2 separate regions of the Homo sapiens genome follow, and region 2 is linked to region 1. The links are chromatin contacts, found by Hi-C in ENCODE. All regions are on one chromosome and are shown on one strand. The core of a region is the stretch at or near the end of the contact, and the rest is flanking DNA. Distances in the headings are between cores, read along the strand shown. Region 1 overlaps LOC101928277 (a long non-coding RNA gene). Region 2 overlaps MAP3K5 (mitogen-activated protein kinase kinase kinase 5).

Evidence for each region. A loop is a pair of places that touch in the nucleus more often than their neighbours do. Pooled maps may share reads with other maps.
Region 2: a map with no recorded cell type shows a loop between it and region 1 (16-fold over the local background). The contact joins two enhancer-like sites. A Hi-C loop is called at or near these places in 2 of 37 single-sample maps with no recorded cell type and 1 of 50 pooled maps.

Annotation. Positions count from the first base shown.
Region 1 is chr6:134,869,124-134,873,153 of GRCh38, forward strand. All of the region lies in intron 2 of LOC101928277 (a long non-coding RNA gene), which reads right to left. Among named protein-coding and RNA genes, the nearest start is that of ALDH8A1, 79 kb to the right of the region's middle. Within about 2 kb of position 2,033, at least 3 of the 41 ENCODE cell types and tissues checked have a DNase peak (open chromatin) inside an H3K27ac peak, as active enhancers do.
Region 2 is chr6:136,717,324-136,721,353 of GRCh38, forward strand. MAP3K5 (mitogen-activated protein kinase kinase kinase 5) reads right to left here. Exons shown (of 30, transcript NM_005923.4): 2 at 3,127-3,266. Among named protein-coding and RNA genes, the nearest start is that of MAP3K5-AS2, 65 kb to the right of the region's middle. Within about 2 kb of position 2,393, at least 5 of the 41 ENCODE cell types and tissues checked have a DNase peak (open chromatin) inside an H3K27ac peak, as active enhancers do.

The DNA.
Region 1 (4,030 bases), core at 783-3,282:
AATTCTTTGTTTAAAAATTTATAATTGTTCAAAAAAATTTTTAAGGCCAGGAATGGTGTCTCATGCCTGCAATCCCAGCCTTCAAGAGGCCTAGGCGGGAAGATAGTCATTTGAGGCCAGAAGTTCCAGAACAGCCTACACAACATGGCAAGACCCCCATCTCTACAAAATAAAATATATATATTAGCTGCGCATCACCAGCCTCCCAGGTAGCTGTAGTAGCTGTAGTCCCAGCTACCTGGGAGGCTGAGGCGGGAGGATCGCTTGAGCCCAGGAAGTCAAGGCTGCAGTGAGCTATGATCCCACCACTGTACTCCAGCCTGGGCAACAGAGTGAGACCCTACCTCAAAAATTTTTAAAAATAAAATTAAAATTTTAAATGAAAAATAAAGATATATAAGGGATCTTGATTGGCACTTATTCCATTTTAAGAAGTTGGGTACTAATTTGCAATTTAACTAGTTTTCCATGATAACTTATTTATGATACTTCTTTCATTCCATAATTTCTCTAACCACTTTTAGAAACTATTAATATTTTCATCAAAGCCCACATTAGGGGCTTATAAGTACCACAACTTTAATAGCTGCTGTTTATTATCTCTATATATTTCTCTCTTCAAACTTTGTTCTTTCAAGTATTACGGGCCAGCTCCTGGGTTCTAGATGCCAAGATTTGGTTATATGATTTTGGTCAAATTTCAGGAGTATATTCAGAGAACTTCAATGAAACCATGTTAGTTGGCCGGGGGTGTGGCTCATGCCTGTAATCCTAGCACTTCGGGAGGCTGAGGCAGGTGGATCACTTGAGGTGAGGAGCTCAAGACCAGCCTGGCCAACATGGTGAAACCCCGTGTCTACTAAAAATGCAAAAATTATGGCCGGGCATGGTGGCTCACGCCTGTAGCCCTAGCACTTTGGAATGCCGAGGTGGGCAGACTGCCTGAGCTCAGGAGTTCGAGACTAGCCTGGGCAACATGGTGAAAACCCGTCTCAACTAAAAATACAAAAAATTAGCCGGGCATGGTGGCACACGCCTCTAGTACCAGCTACTCGTGAGGCTGAGGCATGAGAATCGTTTGAGCCCAGGAGGTGGAGGTTGCAGTGAACCATGATCGTGCCACTGCACTCCAGCCTGGGCAATAGAGTGAGATACTGTTTCAAAAAAAAAATTAGTGGGGCGTGGTGGCACAAGCCTGTAATCCCAGGTACTCAGGAGGCTGAGGCAGGAGAATCACTTGAACCTGGGAGGCAGAGGTTGCAGTAAGCCGAGATTGGACCACTGCATTCCAGCCTGAAAGACAGAGCAAGACTGTCTCAAAAACAACATAAAACAAAAAACAAAAAAAAAGAAGAAAAGAAGGAAAACAAGAAACCACGTTAGTTGTTCTGTCATTTTTAGTTAATTTTTTCATTCTCACCTTATGTTGCTAATTCGACATAAAACTAATTTGAGAAAGGATAAAATAAGCTTCAAGCTATAACTGAAGCTTTATTTGCAAATAGTAAGCCAACATATCCAATAGTTCAGACGCTGTGACAATGTATCAGGATTCTAGGATCACCAGGCTGCCTTCACTTTGCATCTGAAACCCGGAGTGAGTGAACAGCAGCAGGGCCCTCCACTGAGAACACAAACACACCTGTGCTTCCTATTTATAGTCACCTGCTGACTAATAATACCCCCACAATGACTTTCCCGTCAAACTTCTTTACTGTAATGTTTTAACCTATGAAATTCCCACTGTAACATAAATGTGTTTATCCCAATCTGTCTGTAACTGGGTGTAAACTGGGAGGTGCTGGAACCAGTTCGCATCAGCTTGCAAGAGCTGGGTAGCATCTCTTCCCAAAGTATGTTCAATGATGTTACACTTTTGGTTTAAAATCAGCATGGTAAAAATATTTACACCACAGAAAATGGCAAACGCTACAAATCAGGGCTTCCTAGACCCCACCTCCACCAGAGCTGAGCTTTAAACATTGACCGGCACAGCACTGGATACATACATCTGTTATTGCTTAACACAAGAAACTTCATCCACACTCCTTCCTGTTCTAGATTGAGTGCACCTGGTGAAAACCACAAGGATGCTTGTCCATGAAGATTTAAAGGTACAGAGTTCACTTAGAGATTAGCAACGGGGACATATTCTATATCCTCACCCCATAAGGTATGCAGGAGGAGAAATTATGCCAAAGTATGCTAGAATCCATGTAACTGCTTTCAGTGTCCAGGATAAGAAATCAAACATCCTCTGAGCTATGACTGTGTCTTAGTCAGTGTCAGGTTCTAACTGAGGTCTGAGGGGAGTCAGTGGGTGAGTGGTGGGTAGCTGGAAAAACACTCGAGGAATCGTAGACAGTTTCGACATGGCTTTACTCTCCCTCTGGGCACGAGTGAGCCCAGGTGCAAGCTGTATGTACAGCATCAGTAGGGTAATTATACCTTGTACAGACAATAGTGGGTCCGAGCCAAGCACAAGCTCATGTGGGTGATCACCTAATGCGCCTCACATGGTGTGATTACATAATGTGTGGAGTTGTGCTCCTGTGCTCCAAACTTGCTCAGTCATGCTGGACTGGATATCTACCTTGGCCTATTCTTTTTTTTTTTTTTTTTTTTTTTTTTGAGACGGAGTCTCGCTCTGTCGCCCAGGCCGGACTGCGGACTGCAGTGGCGCAATCTCGGCTCACTGCAAGCTCCGCTTCCCGGGTTCACGCCATTCTCCTGCCTCAGCCTCCCGAGTAGCTGGGACTACAGGCGCCCGCCACCGCGCCCGGCTAATTTTTTGTATTTTTAGTAGAGACGGGGTTTCACCTTGTTAGCCAGGATGGTCTCGATCTCCTGACCTCATGATCCACCCGCCTCGGCCTCCCAAAGTGCTGGGATTACAGGCGTGAGCCACCGTGCCCGGCCTTTGGCCTATTCTTGACTGCAGCAAATCCATTTTCCTTACACTCCACCCCCTAGGCTGAGCGAGACATAGGCTTTGGACACACAGGTCTGACATATAGGCCTTACATTCCACCCTGTAGGCCAAGGGAGTTCTAGTGGGAGACATGCCTGCAGGGCAGAACCCTGGATCCAGAGGCCACAGCAGTACTACAGGGAGCAACAACTCCAGGTTATGGCGGGCAACCACCCCAAGGTGACGTTACCCCAATGCTGCTTTATACATTAAGCCAGGTTTTTATTTTCCTACCTTTAGGGGCATTGGGGCAGGCAACAACAGGTTACCTTTTGTCCCCACACGTGGTTGGAGAAGGTCATCCTTCCTCCTTCAGGTCTTTCCCTATGGCTTGGCCCCACATGGAATGGTGACTAACTAGCTACTTCTGTAACTTGCAGGTAGTTAACCACAAGGTTAAGCCTCAATAAACTGCCCAGCTATTGGTGCAGATTACCATAGGTGTCACCACCTTGGTCATCACCATTCACACTGCCCTGAGTTCAGCCCATTAGCTACTTTGTCCATACCCGGTTTCAAACCATATGGTGCCAGTACTAGGTTGGACTGCAACAGCAGTCCAAGCAGCAGTAGCACCTTGGCTAGACCCATGACTAGGGGTGCCTCAGGTCCCATGGCCTTCTCTTGCATTAAGATTACAGATCCCGGCCGGGCGCTGTGGCTCACGCCTGTAATCCCAGCACTTTGGGAGGCCGAGGCGGGCGGATCACGAGGTCAGGAGATCGAGACCATCCTGGCTAACACAGTGAAACCCCGTCTCTACTAAAAAACACAAAAAAATTAGCCGGGCGTGGTGGCGGGCGCCTGTAGTCCCAGCTACGCGGGAGGCTGAGGCAGGAGAATGGCGTGAACCCGGGAGGCGGAGCTTGCAGTGAGCCGAGATCGCGCCACTGCACTCCAGCCTGGGCGACAGAGCGAGACTCCGTCTCAAAAAAAAAAAAGAATACAGATCCTGGCTGGGCGTGGTGGCTCATGCCTGTAATCCCAGCACTTTGGGAGGCCAAGGCAGGCAGATCACGAGGTCAGGAGATAGAGACCATCGTGGCTAACATGGTGAAA
Region 2 (4,030 bases), core at 1,143-3,642, 1.8 Mb after region 1:
TTACTTTTCCAGGAGCTTAAATTAAAACAAAAAAAAATTTTTTTCTACGATTTCTTCCTGAGAATTTGCCACCAAAGAGAAACTGCAGTCTTCAACAAAGAGCAGCAGATTAAAATAAAACTTGTGCAGCTGTACTTTCTAGATGGCCAAAGAATCAACCTAAGTGAAACTAAACATATGACAAGAATAGCATTCTAAAACTGTCTTTGCCCTGTGAAAACAGAGAAATGCTTTGTTTTTATTTCACTTGGCTAATCCTTACATGATATATTATTTTAAATATCTCTTGTTCTGCTTCTTTCATGGCAGTTTTCCTATCTGTTGGTCAATGGCAGGAATAAGGGTTACATCTTTAACTAATTGACCAGAAATGAATAAAACTAAAAATACACACACACACCAACTCTTTTCGGTAGCATAGGACCTGAGGAACTTTCAGGACTCAGAGGAAATTGCTAGACTGCCAAATATGCTTCCTATCCCAGATATTTCTGTCCTCTGCAACCAGACACATGACCTACCAGGCTAGGAATAGTCTAAATAAGAAAACAGCAAAAGTTTAAGTTAATAGAAAGGAGAAGGGAAAAGAAAAAAAGAAGGATGTTACCTAGGAAAACTCAGGAGGCATAGCTGATAGGCTTTTCTAAATGAACACACTCAGCAGGAATATATGATATAATTTTAACTAGAAGTAACTAACAATAATGCTTAGCAGTCAAGGGCAACAGGCTTTGGAGTCAGGCAGTCGTAATCCCAAATTTTCCTAGCTATATCACCTTAGGCAAATGATTGAATTTCTTTGAGCTTCGGTTTGTGATACTAAAAAAATGCTAATAGAAAATACATCTTACAGAGCTCTTTTAAGAATTATTATTATTATTATTCTTTGTTTTGTGATTTTTTTGAGACAGGGTCTTGCTGTGTCGCCCAGGCTGGAGTGCAGTGGTGTGATCTCAGCTTACTGCAACCTCTGCCTCCTGGGTTCAAGAGATTCTCATGCCTCCCAAGTAGCTGGGATTACAGGCATGTGCTGCCACACCTGGCTAATTTTTGTATTTAGTAGAGACAAGGTTTCACCACGTTGGCCAGGCTGGTCTTGAACTCCTGGCCTCAAGTGATCCAACTGCCTCAGCTCCGCAAAGTGCTGGGATTACCACACCCAGCCTCTCCTTTAAGAATTTGAAAATGTATGCAGATAAAGCACTTGGTACCTAGCACATAGTGAATACTCAATAAGAAGCAGATAATATGTACAAGATAAATGAGCACAGTTTAGACATCATTAGCCTTTTTAAGGAACTACTTCAATCAAATGCCAATAACACTCCTAGACAAAGGCTAGCTTAAAACAATAAGCCAGTTTATTTGTCCCGGACATATGTGTGGTAAGATTAGCTTTATCTCTTTCTCTCAAATGTAAGTTTGCTTCATTTAAAAATACTTCCCTAGGAAAGAATGGGCACAAAATTAAACCACCAGATACTAGCAGGAGCAAGAGCAAAAAAATGTAGAAAGTAAAAAATCTCCAACATAATAGGGCCTGCTTAAATAAACTTAATCTATCTAGGTGATCTAGGTGTGGCAGCTCACACCTATAATCCCAACCCTTTGGGAGGCCAAGGTGGGAGAATCGCTTGAACCCAGGAGTTCAAGACCAGCCTGGGCAACATGGCAAAACCCCATCTCTACAAAAAAGAGAAAAATTAGCTGGGTGAGGTAGCATGCATCTGTAGTCCCAGCTACTCAGGAGGCTGAGGAGGGAGGATCACTTGAACGCAGGAGGTCATGGCTGCAGTGAGCTGTGATCACGACACTGCATTCCAGCCTGGGTGAGAGAGCGAGATCCTGTCTAAATAAATAAATAAATACATACATACATAAACTTAACCCAAAGAAAAATGAAAAGAGCTAAATAAAATAATTCCTTCATCAAATGCTAATATGGGTTGCAAATAGCAGCAAATCAAAATGTCTAATTAAAAATGAGTTACAACATTTTATGATGTACTAATTAAAGGGGTAAATCTGGAGGAAAATTAAGGAGGGGCTTAAGGATTGCTCCAGGTAAAGGATTGCTCTAGGATAAAAAAACAGACTTAGGACAAGTAGGGGCAAATCTCTTAGAACTGTTTCAGAGTATTCTGGAAAGGGATATACCTGTCAATCACCAGCACAATGCCTGGCATGTAGTAGGTATGTTTGCTCAATGAAGTTCTGCAGATTTCTCAAAGAAAGCCACACATGCTTTAAATACTCAGAATGCAAAATACTACTGACTTTTTTGCATGAAATATGGGTTAGAGATACTCATATAACAATTGCTAAGTCATTAGTAATATGGTTAAGGATTCTAGAGCTCAATGTCCCAAGGTTGGCTCAGATTTGGGAACTGGAAGACAGAGCTGAGAAAAAGCCACATGAAGCTAGCTGGAAGTTTCACAAAGGAAATGGATGATGGCAAGCTCAGCATGCGATTCACTGAACTGTGGGATGCTTTTCAAAGAATCACACAGTGTAAAATCACTTGGCCTTGCAAAAAGCATTTTAGGCAAACTTCTTTGGATGGAGGAAATGCCTTTATAGCAGTAAGCTCCTATTACTGGAGAGAATGACATCGAGACAGGTTGAATTTTGTAGACAAACATAGTAAGTTTCTCCTCCTTTTCTCCCATCTTAGTTTAAATCATACCCTAGTGAAAGAGGAAGGCAACTATTTGGGTATACTCAGAATTTCTCAGAGCACTTTCAAGTAGGAAGTGTACTTTTAGTTGGGAGACTGGTGGGCACCATGAAGCTCCCAAAAGTGACAAAGCATGGAGGCTTGACCATACCTTATGCAATCTCCCTTCTCCACGTCGGCGCTAATGACTTCCTATTAACACAGTCTCCTCCGCTACAACCATGACTGAAACTCAGAACTCAGTGTGAACTTTTTTCCTACTCGTGTCATCAAATTTCTACAGTGAATTCTCGATAAACCTCCCAATTTGACAAGTAATTGATGCATACTAACCAAACATATAAAAGTCTTTCACAAATAAAAGCTACTTAAAATGTTTGGATGACAAACCGGTATCCCTGAAATGCTGATGTTAAAATGAAACATTCAGTAAACAAGGGAGGTACCTTCAGTGACTGCAGAGAGTCCGAGTTAGTATCACAGTAGAGGATGATGTTGTTGGCCATGCTGAAACTTTCTCTCACCCCAAGGTGGTAAAACAAGGACGGCTGCCGGAAGGCATCGCTCATCTCCACCACCGCAATATCTGCAAACAGAAAACAAAGTCCCCCAAAGAATGACACCCAAATAATGCCCAATCAGCACATTTTGGTTTGAATTATCTTAGTATTCAAAAGAGGAAATAAGGAAACGATAGGGATTTTCTCTCTTCATTTATCACTGAATTTTGAATTTGCAGCTCTACCTGGAAGTGGTTTTATAAAATGTAACAAACCTCCTTTTTCTGTTTTTAAGAGACAAGGTCTTGCTCTGTCACCCAGACTGGAGTACAGTGACATGATCATGGCTGACTGCAGCCTTGAACTCCTAGGCTCAAATGATCCTCCCACCTCAGTCTCCCTAGTAACTGGGACTACAGGCATGTGGCATCACGCCCAGCTAATTAAAAAATTTTTTTAGAGACAGGGTCTTCCTATGTTTCCCAGGTTGAACTCAAACTCCCGGCCTCAAATAATCCTCCTGCCTCGGCTTTCCAAAATGCTGGGATTACAGGTGTGAGCCACCATGCCTGGCCCAAACCTGCATTTTTTTTAAAGAAGAAGGAGATCATGTGATTACTGGAAACCGAGGAGAATTTGCAACGGTGGGAAGCAGGGGCTAATGCTCTCTCATAAATTTCAACATTAAAACACGTTAACTAAGGTTCCAAATAAGGAAATTAAAAAAAAAAAAACAGATTCATTAAAAAATAGCAGTAACATATATAAAACGAGATTTTTAAAAAATAAATAGGTAAGCTTATTAGTTAATCCAGAACTGGGTTTTAGAGTTAAATAACTGATATCTAGT